Linked DNA regions of Mus musculus: regions 2 and 3 are each linked to region 1. Evidence: chromatin loops called from intact Hi-C (ENCODE). Cell type or tissue: gastrocnemius. All regions are shown on one strand. Region 1 has its middle 440 kb from the start of Nyap2. Region 2 has its middle 160 kb from the start of Mir6344. Region 3 overlaps Rhbdd1 (rhomboid domain containing 1).

What was found. Peaks named below come from ENCODE experiments on the same cell type or tissue, not always from the same donor. Only the 100,000 strongest peaks of a DNase experiment are listed, where the experiment ranks them.
Region 2: a loop joins it to region 1, with 2.1 times the contacts of the local background. A loop is called at or near these places in 2 of 42 quality-filtered maps.
Region 3: a loop joins it to region 1, with 2.9 times the contacts of the local background. A loop is called at or near these places in 10 of 42 quality-filtered maps.

What each region holds. Positions count from the first base shown.
Region 1 is chr1:81,512,413-81,520,412 of GRCm38, reverse strand. No RefSeq gene overlaps it. Among named protein-coding and RNA genes, the nearest start is that of Nyap2, 440 kb to the right of the region's middle. In gastrocnemius, CTCF peaks have their summits at 3,671 and 6,640 (motif pointing left); a DNase peak (open chromatin) is centred at 3,630.
Region 2 is chr1:81,970,721-81,978,720 of GRCm38, reverse strand. No RefSeq gene overlaps it. Among named protein-coding and RNA genes, the nearest start is that of Mir6344, 160 kb to the left of the region's middle. In gastrocnemius, no CTCF peak of the experiment used is centred here; no DNase peak of the experiment used is centred here; H3K4me3 peaks cover 455 bases; H3K27ac peaks cover 3,555 bases.
Region 3 is chr1:82,428,838-82,436,837 of GRCm38, reverse strand. All of the region lies in intron 6 of Rhbdd1 (rhomboid domain containing 1), which reads right to left. Among named protein-coding and RNA genes, the nearest start is that of Gm46095, 61 kb to the right of the region's middle. In gastrocnemius, no CTCF peak of the experiment used is centred here; a DNase peak (open chromatin) is centred at 3,295; H3K27ac peaks cover 638 bases.

The sequences.
Region 1 (8,000 bases):
ATTTCAATAACGTTTATAAAAACAAATTCATAACACTTGGAATTTTCTCCATTTTTATCTGGAGATGATAAGGGTACAAAGAGGAGAGAGAGGAAATGAGCCTGATCATGATCGCGTGTGGCTATGAAGCAGTGCTGACCATGGCTTTCTCTAATATTAACTACATGCTAGTTTTATTGGATCACATTGATGGTGTTTTTGGGCTGTGGGCATGAATTTCCAGTGTTATGAAAATAAAAGGATCTCTTTGTTCTATGACCTAAAACGAACCAGAGAAAAATATTTGGTGGTACAGGCAGCACCCAAATAAGTTTCTTTTTGCCTTCTTGCTTTTTTCCCCAGCGCATGTGATGTACGTACTGACTTTCTATTCGGTATATAATATAAAAACTTAGAAACCTGTCATTAAATAATCACAAGGTAAAGTAACTAATATTTGAGAAACGCATCCTCCCTGTGACATCTAAGCCGTATTCCTCAGGATGAAGTTCAGATTTTCAATTGTTTCCAGAAACCTGACTATCTAAGCATATCATCTTAATTTTGGAAATGGATTTAAAAATAAAGTAGAAACCCATGCGTTTTTGAGCACTGGCTAACATCGTAAGATTCTCTATAAAAAGTCAAATAAACAAGTGTCTTAAAATAATATAAGGTCTCCTTTAAGCATTAACGTTTTTTTTTTATAATGGACATCTATCCATCTACCGTAATTGGCACAGTAGGAATAAACAAAAGTTGAATATATTATGACTAGTTGACTAAATTTAATATGTTCTCATTGATTTCCAAAGTCGAACATTAAAACCTCACACTTTAAGGAGTGATCCATGGTCCCAGCATTAAAATAAATTACCTTAAAATTGACAAAGAGTATGAATATAAGCGAACCATTCTTATATGTATTTCAGTCTTACAGGCAAACACAGCGCCTTGATTATGAGTCTCAGGAAATTCCAGCTCTTCTAAAATCCAGGCTCTCAGGAAACTCTCTATAAAGCATCTATGACTCAGGTCAAAGGGCTCAGTGAAGCTTCTAGACTGTCATATTGAGCAAGGGTGGAGCACCAGTACAATGCTGTTGGTTTCTCCTCCTTGCTTCTTACAGTGTATACTGGTTAAAGGCAATAAAACTTAAAGCTAGAAAAAATCTGCAAATAATGCAAATGTGTGTGTGTGTGTGTGTGTGTGTGTGTGTGTGTGTGTGTGTTTGTGTGCACTTGCATGTATATGGTGTTGGATGGAGTATAAAGAGATTTTGTTCACTTTCATTGGTTACACCCATCCTTTGTAGATCTTTGGCTAAAAGAGAGAGAGAGAGAGAGAGAGAGAGAGAGAGAGAGAGAGAGAGAGAGAGACAGAGACAGAGAGAGAGACAGAGACAGAGAGACATTAAAGGTTGACACCTTTCCAGTGAACTACCAGGACCTGAGCACTGGCTATCCAGGTGAAGTGGAGCTAAGACAGGGCCCATGGTAGAACACCCTTCAGTCACAATGGAAAACCTCTTACCTTCTTCATGCTCATTCTGCTTCTTCTTCAACTTTCCTTGGCTTCTGTAGCTCACTGATACCTTTGTCTTTTCTTTGCTCTAACTTCTCAATGCCTCAGTTTCCCTGTTCTCACTGGTGTCTTCTCATTAGTATCTTTTCAGCACTAGGACATTTTTCTTCCCAGGGACAATGTTGGCTGTACCTGTTCTTGTAACTGGCAGGTGGTCAAGTACAATCTCTTTTCTTTTGTTTTTGTTTTTGTTTTGTTTTGTGTTTTTTGTTTGTTTGTTTGCTTGTTTGTTTGTTTGTATTTTAGAGTCAGGGTTTCTCTGTGTAGCCCTAGCTGTCCTGGCACTCACTTTGTAGACCAGGCTGGCCTTGAACTCAGAAATCCACCTGTCTCTGCCTCCCAAGTGCTGGGATTAAAGGCGTGCGCCACCACCGCCTGGCTCACAATCTCTTTTCTTGAGGTTGTGTTGAATCCATGGGATATGCTTGGGAGTAAGCCCCAGTTCCTAACCATGGGAAACTGCAATTTTAGACAGGCATGAGACAAGTAAATGAAGAATTGATATTCAAGTAGGAATAAATTATATCATGTCTACCTCAATGAAACAAGGCATTATAAAAGAGTTAGGTCATATTTGACTTGAACAGTGAATTTACCACAATAGATATCTATGGGAAGGGGTTTGAGAATTACATTTACAATTGCTTGGGGTAGAACAAGCTGGGTAAGGAGCATGAAATAGCCTATGGAGAGTCTTAAAAGTTAGTGTAAAGCTTCAAAGCTAATTAAGTAGCTAGAGACGATACTCTGAGAATATTTTAAAATAAAATAGTGAAAGTTTTGTTTTAAAATATTCTCTCTCGCTCTATCTCTCTGTATGTGCAGGCTTAAATGAACACAAGTATGCCCATGTACTACATGCTCCAAACTCACAAATCAACTAAGGAAAACGTTGCTTTCTCAAAATCAAACTGAAAGACACAAGCAATGCATAGCACTTCCAAAAACATTATTTAAGGTCCTATCAAACTAGATAGTTCTGTAACATATATTGAAGATCAATTTTTACTGATTATGTTGGTTTCTGATTTGAAGCCAATCAGAATGAATGTCAAGAGTCAGGAAAAAATAGATATTAAAGACAATAAAACTTAAAGCTAGAAAAAATCTGCAAATAATGCAAATGTGTGTGTGTGTGTGTATGTGTGTGTGTGCACGTGCGTGTATATGGTGTTGGATGGAGTATAAAGAGATTTTGTTCACTTTCATTGGTGTCATTTTGGGTACACTCATAGTGCCTGCAATCAGCAGGACAACTTTAGAAAATGAGAAAGTATTACACTGGCTTCACTTTTGAGAAATATGGTCTTGGGGTTATAAGCTCAGCAACTCCCTATACAGGAAGTGTCTGGACAATATCTGGATTGGAGTAGTATTTCTAAACTGCCAAGTTCATGTATTGTCATCAGATTTTCCACATACATATTAACAAAGTATTTCCATAATGAGTAAAACCTTACTTCTGCAGTATACTACGTTTGGAAACATTTTACTAATAAGAATACTTATGGAAGAATAATTTCACATTGCTAATGTTTAAACTACTCCCAAATTCATATTTTTTTGCTCATCAAAACATGTTTCAAATTCTCCCAAGAGATAAAATGGTTTCTTTTGTTACTGGCTTAACTTGTAGAGTCATTTCCCCTCAGGATAAACCATCATTATTTTTGTATAAGCATATCCCAAACACATATATGAAGATGTTGAATTACATACTTCCGCAGCTTGGATGTAAGCGATGGGAACGTTTTCCAAGTCAAAGCATGTTAAGAAGGGCCGATGACCATCATCTGAGCATCACTTGTCTAATCGCAAGGATTACACCTGGAAACTGGTCATCATCACCGAAGAGGCAGGGTTGCTTGGGATGTGCCTCATCAGAGTGACTCATACCAAGTTATTTTTCTCATAAATCTGCCTATTCCCCCACCATCTGTTATTTTCATTTTTCCAGAAAGTTAAAAAAAATACTGATGGAATGTTTTGATCCAAGTGTAGTATTCCTTGGTCCCAAGATGACATTTCAGCCAGGCCTATAGTTGGGAGATTGCATCGGGCTATTTTCTGGTACGTGAATCTCGGTGAGACATCTAGAGGCCATAGGCAGAATTGCTCAAGATTTTCTTTACTGATGGTAAACAGTAGGCCAGGCCTGTGAGCATAAAATGAATTTTAGATTTGCAATGAATTACTGGAATGCTCTCTGAAGGTCTTATGTTTATAAAATAAAATATGTTACTATAGGAAAGTTGGTGTGCATTACGGTTGAATATGTATTTAGTCATTTGGAACTGGACACACGCAAGGGAATGCACATTCGAAGGTTTTAGTCTAGATGGCATTTTGTTCAAGTCAAACATTACTCATCATGCAGTGTGTAATGTATCCTTTCTGTGTCTAACATGGAAGAATGCAGAGATGATCCTTACATTCATGCACATTATAGATGAACGTGAAAAGGGATTTTTTTCTCCTTTGTCAATGTATGTGCGTGGACTTGTGAGAGTAGTACCCAACATGTGCTATATTATGCCTCTGGAGTTCAGAGGATATTCTCACATGCTGGATCTCTCCACCTACCTTGTTTGAAGCGGGGCCACTCTCTCTGCTTGCAACCAAGCATCCCAGGCTGACTGGTCCATGTACATTGTCTCCATCTCCTATTTTACCCGAGGAACACTGAGATTAGAAATGAGCTACCACATCCAAATATATCTTCAGTCTAGAAAGATGGCCCAGAGGTTAAAAACACACAGTGCTCTTCCAGAGGACCCAGAGGATAACTTTCCAGAGGATAAATTGGTCCCAACACCCATGTCAATCAGCTTACAACTGCCTGTTAACTCTGCTTCTAGTGCATCTGACTCCTTTGGCCTTTGCACACACCTCCACTGGTGTGCACATACATGGTTTTAAAAATATTTAAACTTGCTAAATATCATATGTGCTTTCAAGGCAAGGCCATAATTCATGTACATAGTCCTATTGTAAAAACTGTGTATCACCTTGGGGGTAATAAACACATGGATATCACTTCTGGAATCAAGACCCAGAGGGATGTTCATTTCTGACAATTCGTTTGAGCTAATTCTTATTTATTTATTTATTTATTTTTACGGTCTCTGCTTGCATCTCCTATATTTTGGTAGTAGCTCACTCTTTTTATTGTTAGAGAATCTCCTCTCTTCTCTTGATCCATATGATCTGGATCCTGCCCCCATCTTTTGGAGTGGTAAAGCAGCTTTAGACAGAATGTGATATTGTATGGAAAAGGGAAAAATTGAAATATCTTCTCCTAAGATCTGGTATATGGCACAAGTGCTCACTCTGTCCACTACAGTTCAGTATAGCACTAAAATGCCTGTCCATAGTAAATTGGACCATACGTTTAAAGACAGAGTCACAATGTCTCAAAGACTAAAATGTAAGAGCTGAAACTTTGAAAATACTAGAAGAAAACAGGAAAACCTTCAGGGTAGCAGATAGATGACACTGGCTAAGTCTTCAATAGTGTGAACAAAATTAGTCAAGTGTGTTTATATCTACCTAAAAGCATATACACAATAAGGAAGACATTCATAGTGGAGAGAATGAGAAAAACTATTTGTAAGTGCTTTATCTGTAAATAAATTATATAGAGAATATATATGTGACTCTACTCAACGTATCAGGATAATGGGCACATTTAACATTTATTTTTATTTTTTATTTCATATGCATTGATATTTTGCCTGCATGTATGTCTGTGTGAGGTTACCGGAGCCTCTGAAATTGGAGTTACATACAGTTGTGAGCTGCATTATGGTTGCTAGGAATTGAACCCAGGTCCTCTGGAAGAGCAGCCAATGCTCTTAATTGCTAAGCCTTTGAAATTTGTATTTGTATTTTTATTTGAAAATGGTTATAGTTGAAGGTGAGAGATTTATCTGGGCATCCATTTATCAAGAAGATATGCAAATGGCTGCCCAGTCCATGAAAAAAAAATCAACATTGTTAATCACTGGCAAACATTCAGACCCTTTCTAGCTTTTCCAGTATAGATATTGCTGCTTCAAGAACAGGAGGAGGGATACTTTTTGTTCCTTAGACATGATGTGCATTTATCTCTTTGGCTTTTATCAGGAAAACATGAGGACAAGTGTAAGAGATAAGATATTTCTTACCAATAATACTTAAAATTAGGAACTGAAATAAGCTCAGAGAGAAGATACAAATTATGACTAAAATTTGGAGTATCCTCATTCTTTATAAACTCCCATAAAATCATCCAAGTGCTTAAAAAATTTACAACTGGCAATTTTTTTAAAAAAAGTATCTTGTGTTTTTGCCATTTTAAGTTCCCAATCGATTTTTGACTTACTAGTGATCCTTCCAGTAAAAGATATTTTGTTTCATTTTTACTCACAGAACTCCTCACAGGTGATTTGTGATGTCTTTCCCAAGCATATCTTGTCATAAACTTATTTTCCATTTTTTTTAACAAATAGTGCTTAAAGAGAAGGTAAAAGTTTCTCAGGGGAAAGTCAGTTTCAATATTCTGAGACTACCCAGTAACAACAGTGCAGTCAGCTGCTTATCTTGAGGTAAGAAAGACATGGTCTGAGTTACAGATCAGCCATAGGGTTCCAATGAATGCTTTGGATCTAAAACAAAAGAGTTGAATTTCTAGGTAGAAATTGTGCATCTTTGTGAGAAAACATTAAGTACAGTGTCATATGAAGGGATTGATATATAAAACTCTAATCTGCAGATAAAATCCCATCTTTACATTCTGTGGCTCACCATTGTCTTACAAAGCAGAGCAAATATAAGCACATAGTGGCAAGTTTTGTCATCAGAGGCAGTTTTATGTGGTAAAGTACTTCCTGAAGAAAATGTTTTCTGAATTAAAGGTGAAAAAAAATCAGAGAGTAGTGGTGATGGTGACTGATGACAGTAAAACCCAGAAACTTTAAAATTCTCAAGGAAGGGGCTAGAGAAATGACTCAGCATTAAGAGCACTCACTGCTCTTCCAGAGGTCCTGAGTTCAATTTCCAGCAACCACATGGTGGCTCACAACCATCTGTAATGGGATCTGATGCCCTCTTCTGGTGTGTCTGGAAATAGCTACAGTATACTCATATACATAAAATAAATTTAACAAAAAGTTCACAAGGAAAGTTTATTAAGGTCTCCTTACTAATTCTATTGGCAACCCTACAAAGTTCATGTTCTTTATCCTTACATTGAGAGGCAGCCTCTTGTGTAGTCTGTGGACTGTACCTCTCCAGCCTAGCTTGCATCTCTGATGTCATATAGTTACAATGAAGGTAACTTATTCGACTCCAGGCTTACCTCACTTAAAAGCTTGAGTCTGTGCACCTGTGTCTTAGTTTTGTGCCATTGTCTAATGGTCTTTCTTCTTTTTCTCCCAGTCTTCAATTCAAACTTTCTTGAGCCATAAGTCCTATACAATAAGGAGCCTAGTATGGCTGGTTATGGCCTGGGCCCTTGACTCCAACACTCTTAATATGGCATACTAATGTGGACAGCACTGTTGAATCTAGGGGAAAAAAAAAACTAAAAGATAAATATCTTACCCCAGAAGCCTACTCCAATTACTCAGCCAGAGGGAGAATGGAGGACTTCATGGTCTCCTAGAATCTCCATATCAGAAAGAAAATGTCTTCGAGTGTTGACAGCAATCGTATCCGTGTTTTCTGATCCTCTTACAGATACCAAGTATGGTTCTTACTCTAAACCAGAGGAACTGGGCATTGAGGATTCTAATTGTCCTAACAAATTAGCTTTAAAGGGTTAAGAAGAAAAACTAAGAAGAACAACTCAATATTGTAACTTTAATTTTTTTCAAATCTTAGTTTTACTGATGGTTCTTAGATGCTTTAACATTCCTTGCATCCCACCACCCACCAGAGGTAGTGGAAATGAAACGGTGTAGGGGAAGTGGACCTGTCTAGAAAGATGCCCCTCAACAAAGGAATGGATACAGAAAATGTGGTACATCTACACAATGGAGTACTACTCAGCTATTAAAAAGAATGAATTTATGAAATTCCTAGCCAAATGGATGGACCTGGAGGGCATCATCCTGAGTGAGGTAACACATTCACAAAGAAACTCACACAATATGTACTCACTGATAAGTGGATATTAGCCCCAAACCTAGGGTACCCAAGATATAAGATACAATTTGCTAAACACATGAAACTCAAGAAGAATGAAGACTGAAGTGTGGACACTATGCCCCTCCTTAGAATTAGGAACAAAACACCCATGGAAGGAGTTACAGAGACAAAGTTTGGAGCTGAGATGAAAGGATGGACCATGTAGAGACTGCCATATCCAGGGATCCACCCCATAATCAGCATCCAAACGCTGACACCATTGCATACACTAGCAAGATTTTATCGAAAGGACCCAGATGTAGCTGTCT
Region 2 (8,000 bases), 460 kb before region 1:
AATCATGCCCTCCCCTGAGTTTGTTTAGAAGAATCATTTTATCCATTTTATATGTCAAAAAAACCTCTTTCAATTACTAAAGTGACTGTAACATTTATAAAAAACGTTGTTATTTTCTGTGTGCAAATGGGAAATAGTTGCCATTAATTATTCGCCTGTTCACAGTAACAGCTGCCTAGTGAACCCTGTCCAGTTGTCATAGAAAATGCTCATATTTCCCCCTTTATGTCATTGTTCCTCCAGGAAACCAGGGACATTTGTTAGCCCAATTGTTTCAGTCTTGCCAACCCTACTGGGCCAGCTAATATCCTGATTTAAGATCTTATCTAACTTTTTCAACAGCTACATTCAGACTAGATAGGTTTATGTAGTTGATTTCATTGCTAAAGCTATTTGACAAAAGCAAGAAAGTCAAAGCTTTTAGTGACATGAACCACCCATCTGCTGCCTTTAGTCTTGACATCTTTCTGTGTGTTATTTCATGGACCATCAGAATAGGAACTCTGTCTGCTTCCAACATAGCATAAAGGTTCAGTATCAGCCCATATGGCCTTGAAACTACCAAGTGTCTTAAGCACTAGTTATTTGCGATCTTTGCATGGTACAACACCCTCTCATAGGGTGGTTGTTAAGAGAGAAGGACTGCGCAGAGCTAGCATTTGTGTGATTTAGAGTGTACAGTCTGGGAGTGTGACTGCTATGGTTCTAGGGCTTTTGGGACTCTCCAAAATAATGTCTTATCAAAACAGATGAGTGCTAGCTAGAAGAGTAATCAGCCTTGCCTGTAGGGTCTCTGCAATAAAATATTAACAAAACTGCTTCATGCACTTAAGTGTAGACTTTAATATTAACTCTTTTTCATGCAAAGTTGTTTCCAGTATATATGTGTAGTGATGCCAAAATATTAATTAACCCATGAAATCCTGGCTCCCTAGGAACTCATGGTCTAGGAGAAGAAAAAGATTGATAAATACATTGGAGAAGGTTAAATGTGATGAAATAAATAATGACAGCGATAAAAACTCCCACTCAAGTTAGAATTGAATTTGCATATTGAGAGAAATTCAGATAGTCAAATCTATGAAGGACACAAGGCAAACATGAGTTTGGTTTGAGTTCTGGATTGAATAATCCAGTAGACAGGGATTGGCAGTTCAGCTCATTTTAAATTTTCTATTTGAATAAGCACTTGAAGTTTGTGTGTGTGTGTGTGTGTGTGTGTGTGTATTTTATTTTATTTTTCTTTTTGGATACAAGACAGAAATCATTGCATGTATTAGATTGCATTGCCTTACATGGTTCAGGGAAGGAAAGCCAGAAAAACATCTACCGGATATTCCATGAAATGTTGTTTATGCGAGCCAACAGAAAGAATTAGTTTGCACATCCGTATCAAATGCCCACGCTCTCAGCTCCCCAATTCTTTATATAGCTGTCATGAAACAAAGATACGCCTAATTGGCTTTGCCAGCAGTAAGGGATAAGCTATCTTTTTTCCCCCTCCCATCTTTACTGGCTACGACTCTCATTCCTGATTTGATACAGAACACATAGCTTCCTCTAAAAAATGGATCTGTGTTAAAACGAATCTGTATACAGATAGATTTTTGCAGAGCCTCCACAAAGCAATGACATGTTGGATGTTTTTGGTATTGTGGACACTTGTAATTTGGGACCTGGGACTGGTATTTCCTTTAGAGTGGCAAGTATGTCATGTGGCTTGGGGCAGATGCCATTCTATGCCTTGTATTACATTATGCACGGGCAGTGACCTTAGCCTTGATTTATTTTTGATACTTATGTGTTGTACATATCTAAGGTCTTGTGTGAAATAGTCTTGGTTCCCAACATTATCATACTCATGATGAAGACACAGACCTTCACAAGTCTCTAGAATGACTGAAGTCACTACTAATACTATATTCTCATTGCAGGCATCATAGAGGAACTTACTTACTTTTCCCCTTCATTTACTCTGTTCCCACATTTTTATCTATAGAAATAAGATTTTTAAATAGAGGAAGTTATTTAAGAAGGCATGATATAGCTTCCTTTTTTTTTTTAAAGCCTAGTCTTAGTATATCTGTAAAATAGAGTGAATATTTAAATGCTATGTTTGGAAATATTTTGACTTTTTATTTAAATAATGGATAATGTTATGGTCAGAGATGATAACATTTTTATTGACTACAGAGATAACAGCTATGTTTATTTCTGAGCTCTATGTATATCTACAAAAATTGGCATGTAGTAGAGAAAGAAGAAAGAAGGAAGTATGGACTTCTGAGGAGTATTTACGCCTAATTTGATGCCATTTTGTACTCTGAACTTTTTATCACTTCTTTATTTTACAGTATTTAAACCAATATTTCTCCCTTTCTCTTGGAATACTCATGTAAGAATAAATTCATTTGTGAACACTCGGTTGGTTCTAAGAAGCATGTGGAGGGTCTGCTTTCCTGGACAGAAGGAACTATTTTTTTTACCTTCTGGAATGCACAGTTGATGCCTGTCTTCAGGTAAGGCTTGTGGTTGATGTTCTGAGAGGCATATGAACCTGGGCATGCCTTTTCAATCACTAAACTGAAGATCTACTAAGATTCTTTCTATTCAGGCCATCTCTTTGTGGTTTCAAAATGGCTATCCCAACTCTACACTTTAAATTCCAAGTCTGAATAAACAAATAGCAATCTTTTCCCTAGAATTTCAACCAGTCACCATCTGTATTTCAGTTTGTGTTTGACCAACCTATGACTGATTCTATGAACTTCTCACTATTCCTGGGTTCATGGTTAGCTTTTCTTTTTTCCATCCTGGAGAGGAAGTAGCATTCTCTGGATGCATTTTGTTTAGCAGTTAAGTGGAAGGTAAACCCACATATAAAATTTTATTGTTAATATTGGAAAGGAGGGCATATATGCCAGTCTTGAAAGTAAACAGACACAAAAATGTCCACAACGAAAGGTATACCTTGGTTTTCCTGCCATGGATGATTTAGGTTATAGTAGAAGTGATTATATAAAAGATATAAGTGTGGGTACCAGGTACAGGCACCCAGATCTTTGTAATGCATGTGTCACATATTCCTAGAATCTAAAATCTGTGTAAGCAAAGAATACTACTCTATAGAATAGTATATGTGGGCAGGCTACTGTCTCAATTCAGAATCTGCCTCACATAAAATACTGCATGGGTACCAGCTTCCAGATGCTCACTCTAAACTGGTGTTATATCTATTAGCCTAGTGCAGATTTTATACATTCTTTCTGAGGGATATGCTCTTGAAATTTTATTTATAACCATGGAATTAATACACAAACCAGTTTAACATCAACTAGAGCTTCAGCAGAGTTATTTCGTTTAACATGAAGGCCCTTTCTGGGGTTGGTAATAAATCGTCTCCCTAATATGTTCAGAGCTTAAGGGTAAAGCTATCTCTCATGGAAAGAAAGATCTCAGTAAAATGAGTCCCACTTTAGAGGGCTGCAGTAAATTTAGTTCTAGGGCTTTCCCTCTGCCTTGAAATCTTCCCTGGAAGATTATCTGAATAATATTGTAATCTGTAGTATCTCTACTGAACACACACACACACACACACACACACAGAGAGAGAGAGAGAGAGAGAGAGAGACAGAGAGAGAGAGACAGAGACAGAGACAGAGACAGAGACAGAGACAGACAGAGACAGAGAGAGACAGACAGAGACAGACAGAGACAGAGAGAGACAGAGAGAGACAGAGACAAAGAGACAGGCAGATACTACTATTGCAATTTTATTTCTTTGTACTTACTAATTAGGTTTATAAAGAAATATTTAGGGGCAGAACCCTGCCCCCTCCCGCCCTCCCCAGATTCTGATGTGAGGGCAAATTACCTGGGAGTTTTGTTAAATATAGATAATGCTTACATCCATGATTCTGCATTCTCACAAGCCAAGCAAACCAGCAAGCAGAAGATAAACTGCGGGCAGTGAAGAAGCTACCGTTGCTCAGACCACACTTTGACTAACAAATCTCTACTTGTGTTGGCAGATACAGCAACACGAGCATATTCCTATTATATTTGAAAAAATGTCGGGATTTCAGGCTCATTAATGCTTTGCACACTCTTAGTACCTACTCGTCAGTAGTGAATCAGCACAGCAGGCAGCACAGCGATTGTACGGCCTGAAGTGTTTACTTTCATACTCCTAGAAGCAGCTACTGGTCAACTCAACCCGAATACAGAAAGTTTAACTCTATTGAATACATTGCCACAGATAATTCTTCTAGAAATGTCTAGAACTTGCCAGAGGAATGATTTGTGTGCTAGAAGGTACATAGTCACTGACTAGGCAATGATCTAGTCTAAGCTGCATGACGTTCCTCTTGAGTCCATTTTCATACCTTCTTGTCTGCTGCTCCAATGCAGCTCAAGGCTCATACAGTGTAGTTCTTCATTTTAGATGCTGGCTGAGTTCTCATTTTGGTCCTCTTGAAAATGATCTCAATGAAAACATTTGTGTTCTACCAATTATTTCCTTTTTGATCTATAATTCTTATGGAACAACCATAGGCATTATAACGTTGGTAAATTATCCCCAAATCAATAAAGCTGTTAGTAACCAAATGAAAATAGTAACAGGAAATACAAACTTAGCAACCAAACAGCCAAACATATTTCTATAAAACATTCTACATATTTGGCTGTGTACCTGTCCTGGTGACATGTTAATCTATCCACAATTAGCTCTTATTTTATAGGAGCCTATTATTAATTTCAATGCCTTGGATGGTAAGACAAATGTTCCAAGTGATACTTCACTGCTTCCAAATTAGCTTTGGAGTCTTTTTGCAGGGTGTAAATGTCACTATATTACGCACAGCACTTGAGACTGCTTCCTGAGCATAGAAGGGGTTGTGTAATTCAGCCATCTTATCCTCTGGATGCTCTTCCTTATGAACAAGACCTGCATGGTGATAAGTACATGGCACACTTCTCAGTGCTCCTTCGTGACCAAGACACAGTTTGGACTTGGGCGCCACATAGTCTCCAGTGCCACCTGCCCAGCGTCACATGAGTCTTCAGTATTTCTGTCTCCTGAGAGTTGGCATGACAAGTATACATTTGGCCTTAGCATGTGGCTATGTGAGATCATTGGCTTGGATGAGGACATGGGGTGAATTCTCTCAGGTTTCCCCAAGGAAAGGTGAAGTGAAGATTGACTGCAGGGTAAGGTTAATAGCCTTAGCAAGATTCTGCCTCACACTGTGTCAGAGCACAGAGAAACCACTCAAGCATTAACCAGGGATTTAATTCTGTTGACAGATAGCCCAGCTATGCACTGAATAATCTCAGGGGTGAGCCTCAGCTATCTAAGGGAGCTCAATAAATAGTACCCCTCCTTTCTCATATTAGAACTGAAAGTGGAGGGGAACTTGGAGTAATTTGCTGGGGACTGTATCGGTTACTCTTCTCATTACTGTGACAAATATCTGAGGGAAACAACTTTATGAACTTATTTTGGTTCAACAGTTTTGAAGAGTCACAGTCCAATATGGCTGGGCTGATGAAGCAGGCCTACTAATGGTAGCAGGAGTGTTTGATGAACTCCTATTCACATTACCAGGACAGGATGCAGTGTGTGTGTGTGTGTGTGTGTGTGTGTGTGTGTGTGTTTGTGTGTCTAGGGGTTATACCTCCAAACACCCATCCTAAACAACTGGTTAACCTTTATCCAGCTAGTGCCTACTTCCTAAAGGTATCACAGCTTCAAATGTGAGTGTCACAAGCTGCAGACAGAGCATTGAGAAAAAAAATGAATTCATGGAGAATAGTCTAGATTCATACCATGGCAATGTGGAAAGGCAGCTTTTGACATGGCTCTCGGTGATATGAACCCCCTGGTGGTCCCTGTGTAATCCCCTCCCCAGAGTGTGGGAAAGACTTTATAATTCGCTTCTAACTAATAGATCGTGACAGCTGTGCTGGGATATCATTTCTGTGATTATGTCACACGAGACTGTAGCTTCCAATTTGCCAACAAACTCTCCACTTACTCTCTCTTTCTGATGAATTTGAAGGAGCTGGGGTGCAGAGACATTTGAGAGGCAAGAAATTGAAGGCAGCTCCTGTCAACAATACGGTGAGAGAACTGTAGCCCTCTATTCCCCAAGAAAGGGACTCAATAATCATAGGACATTAGAGATAGGTTTTTCTGTAGTTGAACCACTAGAGGAAAAGTTTTCCCAGGCTCACAGCTTCATGGAAGCCTTACAAAAAAACCTTGGCGTAGGGAAAGAGCTAAGCCACACAGAGTCCTCATTAACAAAAACTGTGAGATGATGCTGAATGTGTGTTTTAAGTTGTTAAGACAAGCTAGCAGTGGGTCTTTGTTTCTAAGCAATGGATGGGGAATATAAGTGGGTTTTGGAAATGGGTTGACTTATTGGTAGGTTCTGACATAGGCTACCTGCTCAGTCTCTAATGGTGCTGATCAATGGTATTCTTATTAATTAGGTGGCTGTCTCTGTGTGCTAGTTGGCTTTTTGTCAACTTTATGCAAGCTAGGGTCATTGGGAAAAAGGAACCAGAGTTGAGAAGATGCCTCCATTGGACTGGCCTGTAGGAAGCCAAAAACAATCTTGTGGCTAATTTTGTTTGTTAGATGAATGAGGTAGAGGGCCCAGCCCACTGTGGGCAGTGCCTTCTCTGGGAAGGAGACACTGGATCACATAAGAATTCAGGCTCAATGAGCCATGGAGAACAACCCAATATAATAGTTGTCCTCTGTTTTCTCTGCTTCATTTTCTCCACTTAGTTCCTGCCTTGACTTCTTTTCAGCATAAATTATAAACTGTTGACTAATAAACCATTTCCTTCCAAAGTTGATTTACCCATGGTGTTTTATCACATCAATAGGAAGATCTAGAACACTGGTAAAACCTGCCCCCACCCCCACCCCATGGGAACAGGAAAAAGAATGTTGTCAGTGAATCATTTTCTATGTTACTGGTGGAAGAAGGAAGGCTGCTAATCCAGTTTGGTCCTCTTACTGAAGTAACCAGATGCTGTGATGTCCAACCAGGTCCATTGGAAAAACAGACTAGAGAGAAGGCAGAACCTTTCTTTTAACTAGTCTTTCCAAATATGTAAATGAAAATGGGTTAGGTGTCATTGAGTTTCCTGGTTTCCCAGAGACCCAGGAAGCAACTCCATGGAGAGGAAGAGTATGGCAGAGGGGAAGGGGATGGGAGATGGGGAAAAGAATTCTGGGAGACAGAATGGGAGGACAGGGGTCAACATTTGGGATGTAAATAAATAAAATAATTAATTAATAAAAATAAAGGATGTCCTTGTGATTTATAAAATATGTTTAGGGAAAACAAACAAACAAATAAACAAACAAAACTCTTCTCATACTAACCAGACTAACTAAAAAAAAAAAAAAAAAAAATCAAGGTTCCTGTATTGATTTGAAACATGCTCACTTTTATGGTCTGCATTCCATGCAAGAATTAGCAACACAAATAACTATTGAGATTATCACCTTTTTCAAGGCACAGCCTAGGTGCCAGGCCATAATTGATAGCAAATGACCAGAACTCTATATGCTGAGTTTGCTTTCTCCACAGACCAATTTCTATAAGATTAAGAGGCAAAATATTTATCAGGGAAGGTTACTGAGATGAACCTGTGGAAGGGATGGTGACGCTTCAGATGAGGCAGAGGGAAGAATAGAGCTGTGAGCCAGTCCTGTTGAAAACCTCAGCTGGGAACACAAGACATGTGTAGGGGTGGCAGTGGCTTGAGTTGACATCCTTGGCTAATGGATTGTTTTCTTATAACACTGGTTTTTAGCAGGCAGAGATTTGGATAAAGGTGAAATACCACCAGTATTTCTATTACCTTGAGTAGTAAGTCCTTTGACAGGGCAGGTTAGAAAATAGAACCTGTTCTTGGGTGGAAGATGTCTCTAGGAAGAAAGGTATTTCCAAAACTCCATCCCTCCCTGATCTTCA
Region 3 (8,000 bases), 920 kb before region 1:
GGGCTTCATTCTTTACATTTGTGACAGTCATCCACATTGTTCTGTGTGGTCTTGGTCCTACATCTTTTACAGGTGAAGAATTGAGACAGTAGGATTTTATGTGACTTACCAAAGACACAAGGCTCACACCTCTTTCCCTCTTGGTGCCCCAGGCATGTGCTAGTTCCTCAGTTAACACCATGATCTAAAAAGGAGGATGCCATTGTCTTATTGGCAGCTAAGGTACTGGATCTGTTTGAAAGCAGTGGGGACCCTAAGATTCCCCACAAATGCCAGATTTTATTCAGGACTCCTGAATGTACCTCCTGAAGTTAATATCCCCTTTGAGAAAGATTAAGGCACAACACTACCCAGCCCGCATAGGTAGTTCACCATGGTTTCTGAAAGCACTGAGTACTTCTGACTTCCTATAGAAACATGGAGGAACAAGAAGGAAGCGGCTGACTGAAAGCTTAACAACAAAGTTCCATTCTCTCAAGGACTCACTACAACAAGAGAGATTTATTTTAAGTGAATGGTTAAAGATTTTAATGTAAAACATACAAGGTAAAAATCTTTAGAAACTCTGTCTTAAATCTCATCAAACTTTTATCCCTTTAGTGGTTTACTGTGAAGAGTTTCAGTGAATTTGAGAGTGGCTTGTAAAGGCTTTAGGAGCTTCTAAAGTAGCTTCCACCTGTAACGAGATGGTCTGTGTTAGCCATCCGGAGGTGCCTTGCTTTATCCAGTCATGTAAACTGAATCTGGAGGCTCAAAGAGACTGCTTGCGCCCAGGAAGACCTTTTCTTCTTCTGTTCTTTTGGACTTTTCGTTTTTATTACTGGAAATCATTTAGGGACATTCATTGGACAAATACATACAGTCTCCTAGAAAACCAGCCATAGACCCAAGGACAGAAGCCATGTTGTGTCCTTCACTCTGAGTGGCTAATACACAGGAGGCTATGGAGACAGAGAAATGGATACACATCTTCAGACATGGGTGTGAGGCTGTAAGTAAGAATGGAAAATAGAAACTTAAAGGTAAAATAGAGAATTCAGCTTTGTGCTGTGGGTCTATGAGGAGTAAAACATAAGAAACACACCCCGCCAATGCCGGAGGATGAACGCCCTTTAGCATTCTAAAGTCCAGTCCTCTCAAGATGCTGTGGGGTTGGGCTTGGCTGCGGTCACGGCCTCTCCTGATGTTCAGAAGGGTCCAGAGCAGATGAGAGGGAGCACAGGAGTTTGGCTGCTCTCCATTGCTTGCTAGGCTGCCTTTGCTCAAGTCCTAGAGGCCCCTGAGAATTTCCTGATGCCTGATCCAGACTTCTCAGGTATTCAAGGCCTCCGTTTATTCTGACATCTGCCTGGAAGGGACAGGGACTTTCCACTGTCTGTTTAGAGCTGGTTTTCTTAAAGGTAGGTCTCCGGTATGATGGGTGAGGGCAGGCAGTGAAGTTCTAGTGGTCTCAGGGCCTAGAGGGGAGGTCTCATTCTTAATTCCTGCCCCCTGATCTTGGAACTGTATCCAACGAAGACATTTCATTTTCACTATCAAGGAAGAGGATAGTTGCAGGGTGTAATCCAGAGTATAGTAAACTGAGTTAAAAATATGTAATAACATTAGGTCCTTCTGAGACACAGTGAAGCTGGGCCCTGCTGCTGCCTACCTCCTGCTATGTCCTTCATCTTCAAAGCATGGTGGTGGTTTTAGCAGCCCTGGACCTAGGCACAGCAGTTTCCAACCAAGAGGGACCAGTTAGCCAGTGGAGGCAGACTCAAGCTGAGAACCGAGCCATTCAACAACATCTGTAATGCAAGAGTTCTGAACAAAGCTAGATGGTCTTAGGCATGGCATGGGCTTGCTATGACTCTACCAGGAGCTTACTCTGGACCTCATCCTCTTCCTGTATAACTGTGAGGGCTATCCCAGCCTTGTGCTCCTTCCACACTGAGGTTCATGTGCCCATCACTGGTTTCCAGTGAGTGTTCAGGGCTGGCAGGCCTCCCTGGATAGCACAAATTTGTCCTGTCTGCTACCTGCAGCCGGGGTTGCCTCTCTGAAGAGTGGTGCTTGGTTCTGACTTTTGGTGGCTGGACATGAAACTACCATGCTGTGCTCTTTGGCAGTGTCCTCTAACTCATTTGGTCTCATTCAGTGCCCTGCTCCAACACTCTGTAAACATTTACAATTACTTTATATTTTTTTATTGGGATATTTGGTTAACACTGCCAAAGGTAATAGAAAATTCAATTCTTATGACGTTAATGTTATATTATTAAGATAATTTGTCAATACTAAGAATCAACCATCAAAATATTACCAAGAACTCAATTCCAGACTACATTTGGATTCTGCCAATTTTCCTAAGGTTTTGTTCCATGGACCAATCCAAGGGATTACAGTCCACTTAGTTTCTTGGTTTGTGGGAGTTTCTTAGTCATTCCTTTTTTTTCCTATGACCTTGACTGCCTGGCTAGACACCCAATAGATATTAGGTTTGCTTGATTAGACAGAAATTCCAAGTTTCAACAAAGGAAATTAAAAAGCCACAGAAATAAAGCGTAGTCTGTGTACACATCAAAGACATATGTCACTAACAGGACGGACCACTTGTGAGGCCAAACCCTAAGGACTGTTTGCCAAGTACAATTCTCCATTGTACATTTTGTTAGGATTTTATTTTTATGTTTTATTTATGTGTATGTATGTGTGTCTGTCTGTGATTATCTGCACACATGTGCAGATGTCTGTAGAGGCCAGATGAGGGTGCTGGCTATGCTGAAGCTGGGGTCACACGGGGTTCTGCAGTGCCCAAGATGGGTGCCGGGAATTGAATTCTGGTCCTCTGCAAGCAGCAAACACCCATAAATGCTGAGCTGTACCTCCAGCCCCATTGTAAAAGCTTCGTTTGAGTTCCAAGAGGATATAGCTTTGACCTTTGCCTCTACCAGTGCCCTGGGTAAGCTGGAAGTGGGCAGCCAGGGCACTTCACACGAGACTTGCCATCTAGCTACCCACGCCTGGGGATGAGCAGCGGTGGAGCCACATAGAGCCTTCACTGAGCTCCATCTCTGATGTCCCAGTGTGGTCACTCCTTCCTGCTCTCTGCATGGGACTCACCAGGGAACTTGGTTAAGAGATGAATTTAGGGTTGGTAGGGCTGCCAGTAAGCCCATACACTTAATGTTTACTGCGTTCCTGTATGGCTATGAATGTGAAGTACTCTAGCCATTGAGACCAAACATCTTTGTACTGAAAAGAGCCAGTCGGTTTCTCTCAGTGCTTACAGTTGCCAGCAGGTGGAGGCAGAGGCCTACAACACGGTGTCTGTAGACGAAAACTAGGACACATTCCAGTCAGCAAAGCATTCCACTTTGTAAGCAGAATCAGGGTCATTTTGAACCAGATGGGCTCTACAGAAGACGCTGCACAGAACATTAGGGAGTTGTTTACTGTCTAGATGGTCTGCGGGTCATCTGCCAGCACCTAGCAGGTTCTGTGTCACATCACAATTCTTCCCCAGGAAAGACTCACAAGGTCCTGGGAGAGAGGACACAGGGGTTTCATATCAGTTCCAAAGTCAGAATTCATTTTTGCTCATGTGCACATGCCTTGTGCTTACTGCTCCAGTCCGTAGCCCCCTTACAACTCTAACTCCAAGTCAGAAAGATGAAACTATGTAATGTGCGGTGACTGTCAAGACTGAAGGCTGTAAGGACTGCAACAGTGCAGGATGTCTAACAGTGAAGGATGCCTAAGTGCAGTGGTTCCTGCTAACTTGCACAGCCGCTCCGACCTGTAGCAGTTACCGTTCTCACCGCTGTAACCGCATTACTGGCAGAAACGATTTAAGGGAAGGTTCATTTTGCTCCGGGCTTCAGAGTTCGGTGCAGGGCTGCTTGGCACCACATGCATGGGTAAGAACATGGTAGCAACAGGAGTATGAGGCAGAGGACCTTTCCTCCTGCTGGACAGGAAGCAGAATAGGGCAAAACAGGAAGGGGCCAGGTCAGGACATAATTTCCAAAGACACACTCCGGGGACCTACTTCCTTCAACCAAGGTGCACCTCATACTTTTTTAGTACCTTGTAACACTGCAGTCATATTATAACTTCCGCAGTCCTAGTTTAGATCCACCAAGGGATTAAACCACTCAGTTATGCAGCACACACACAGGTGTGTTATACTAATGTGGAAATTTCCTTGGCTAAAACTGATCTTTATTTCTGTGCATCTGTGTGAGGCTTTGTGAGTGTATGTGCACCTCTTGCATGCGGGGCATTCTCCAGAAACAGGCATTGGATTGCCTGGGCCTGGAGTTACATGTGGTTGTGAGTCACCCTGTGAGTGCTGGGAACTGAACCTGGGTCCTCGGCTAGAGCAGTAGGCATTCCTAATGGCTGAGCCATCCCTCCAGCCCCAGATCTAGGATTTTCTTAATTTAAACACGTTCACAATCAAGGTTCGCTGTCACACCTCTCTCTGTGTATCCTTTCTCGGACCTCCTACCTGGTCTGGTCCCAATCCTTGTCCTAATCCAGAGGGATGTCAGACAGAAGGAGAGGAGGAAGAGAGAGCAGGTTAGACTGAGTTGCTCAGCTCTCACTGTGGCAAGGCCTGATACCGTGGTAGTTCAGGGAATGGACAGCTGTGTAAGGACAGTCAGAATGTGGCCTGACTTTTTTTTTTTTTTTCCTTTGCAAAGAACTGGACTGACCAGAACTTCAGAGCAGAGTATTCCATGAGTTTTAGAAATCTACAAAGCCCCTTTCACACAATGGTTTTTGCCAGGAGAATTCATTGGCTTAACCTGCGATCTCAAGTAGCTGCGGATGTCCTGCCTGTTGGTGCAAGTTCAAGGCATCTGCCCTGGACCAGATGCCTGTCCCTTCCCCCAGTCCAAATGATGACACCCTAATCTTTACTGTGGTGTATTTTCAGGTGAAGGCTTTTGTAGGTTGTTAGAGGAAGCCTCTACAACGGGGCTCGTGCCCTTGTAAGGGGCTGAGGCCAGAGCTTGTTGTCTGCCATAGGCACAATGGGGATGTTATCATCCTAGGCAGGGGACCACACCAGAGTCCAGTCACCCTAGCTCTTGGAACTCAAATAAGGGAAGCTAGGAAGCCACAGACTTTGGAAATACAGCTCGGTCTATTAATGAATTTTATGAATTTGCCAGGACCCTAGATTTCTTGACACATTTAGGAGCAAGAAACAGACTGACAGATGAGATGTCATGTATATGTATATGTATGCTCTTAAAAGCCTTAAATACTCAACACTAAACATTCTTCGAAGACCACAAGCCTGGGCAGTGTATAACTACATGTCCAGATGTATTGATATCAATGCATAATTATGGAGATAACCCCTGACCTGGGAAATTGTCCCTGACAGTCTTACTGGACCAGAGAAGCAGGGCTGTTGTTCAAATCCATCATTAAAGCTAAAAACCCTCTGGGCATTCATCTCTTTCAGGTGGAACCCTGGCCACGACAGTGACATAGTCAATCACAGGGCTGGGCCAATGGCTCTCAGCAAGGACAGTCCAAGGTAGATCCACAAGAAAGAAAGCAGCTTCCACCTTAGGGCCTCATTCTTTGCTGGGCCAAAGCAGCAAAGAAAGAAGAGCAAAAAAGACACTCGGTTAGGAGGCTGAAAACCAGCCAAAGAGGCACTCTGGAGACAGTGTGATGTCCACAACTTTGAAGTGGTAAGACCTGGCAGACAACTTGGAAGTGAGGACGACCCACGCCTGTGTGGATAAGCTATGAGATGAGTAGCCTGAGAGGCCTTCGGGAGAAGCACACAAGCAAGCAGAAGCCTTAGTCCTTGGTCCCTAGAGCTCTGCCTTTCTGTGCAGGTCAGTCAGCCCAGAACCGTGATGGTTAAAGCCAGTTCTATGATGTCATAAACCATCCTAGAAGGAGCACGTGCTTCTGCGTGCGATGGCGTTGAACCTAACCCTGAGTCTAATTCCCACTTTCTGTGTGGCCTTCTAGATGGAATAAACTCATTCTTACCCAGAATTCTGACCTGGTGTATGATAAGACTTGTGCATCTGTGTGCATCTCTATGTATACACGCATGTTCTTGCACGTACTTGGGTCTGCATGCGTGCATTCTACATGTGTATGTGCGTTAGCACACATAAGAAGAGGCTGCCCTGAGACTAAAGCATAGCACATTCAACAGACAAATCCTCCCAGGGGTTTCCCAGTGGCTCTTATGTGCTCTTAAGATAGCCTGCTTCTAATTGCCTCAGACTGGGGAGAATTCATCTCAAAAGTTATTTTGAGATGTTCTGTAGTATTGAGATTTGACAGCAAACAATGCTACTGAGTTACTCCTAAACACCTACTCATTATTATCAGAAAAGTACAGTGTACATTATGAACAGAAAGGAAAAAAAAAAAAAAAAAACAGACCTTAAGATTCTAGACAGCTGAAGATCTAGATAAAGGGATGGTAAATTACCCCCTAAGCATTTTTGGAAACGTGTGTGGATTTGGAAAGGTGTGTCCTACAGAAGGTTAGTACTGGGAGGCCTCCCTACAGTTTCAAGGAGAAAAAAGGAAGATTTGATAAAGTTTGTGAGGTGTCACTGTGCATGCTTAGCCCCAGGGGAAGCAGAGGTTACAGGCCAGCCTTGGTTACACAGCAAGCCCCAGGTGTGCCCCAGCAAGCCACACAGTGGGTGTGGAGGCACAGCTGAGTTTGAGCACCGGCTTTCCCTTTATGTTTGCCCTCAGACGACTTTTTGGTGCTGGTCCTTGGCTTACTTATTTGTACAATGAAGAAATCTAGGGAACGCACAAGGGCATTCTGAAGGCCAAGTGAATTAAAGGAGTCTAGCACCCAACCTGTTTCTCTGATAATTCCCTTCCATGGGCGCTCTCCTTCTGCTCTCTCCCCTCCCTCCCTCTCTCTCTCCTCCACCATCCACTCAGTCACACAAGCCAAGGCACACCCTTGATACACCTTCTACCTCAGCATCTTTCTATCCTACCCGCCACCAAAGCTTGGTGATTTTAACAAGTGGTCTCACAGCCCCCGTGCAGCATCAGGTTTCAGCCCACTGTTCTTCTGTTGCTTTCAAACCAGGAGCACAAGGCTCTTGCCTGAACTTCCCTCACTTGGACCAGTGGCTCAACAAAATGTTACTAAAAAGCAGAACGTGAGGAGGGTGCATAGAGAACATACAGAGAACATTTGAGATAAAAAAGAAAAGCAAGAAGGCCAGGCAAGGTGGTAAACACCTTTAATCCCGGTACTTGGGAGGCAGGCAGATCTGGGGCAGCCTGGACTATGTAACCAAGTTCTAGGCCAGCCATGGTGACATAGTGAGACCTTTATTCAAGAAAGAAAGCACAAGCAGACAAGAACAAAATTGATGGGTTTGTTGCTGCAAATGCAACAATTTCCAAGCGTTTCCTTGGATCTGAAGAGAGCCAGTAAGGGCATTTGACTTGGCTAAGGGCCCACACCTGATTTCAAGATAACTCTCCCAGGGTACAAAGACTAAGGGCAGTTAAGCCCCAGTGAGGAGAGCTGCCAACATGACTGATCTAAATGGAATGTGAGCCTATGAGTCATTTGTAGCTTTAAATACTATAGAGAAAAGAATTTGTAAAACATGCCCAAACAGCCTGGCTTTGATGTGGTGAACTCTTTCAAAACCACATTGTTCAAATTTATGCTAAAATGCAAAGCCCTCATGTTTACAATGGTGTTATTGGAGGAACATGGCAAAAAAAAAAAAAGTACCACTGTTCAATTTAAAGGCAAGACTTAAAACTTCAGAGCAATGGGGTGCTTCCCAGTACTAATTCCGAGCTGTTAAAGCCCAAGAGGCTAGCAGTGAATGCTCTTGCAGCATCTTGGCCTGATTGGGGAGTGGCTCTTTATATATTTTTGATCTTGTTAATTATGCCGTAGGGCTAGGGTAATGTCTCAAGGGTCACCATTGCCCCTGGGGCAGGCTACAAATGACACATAATGCAATGCTCTGTAC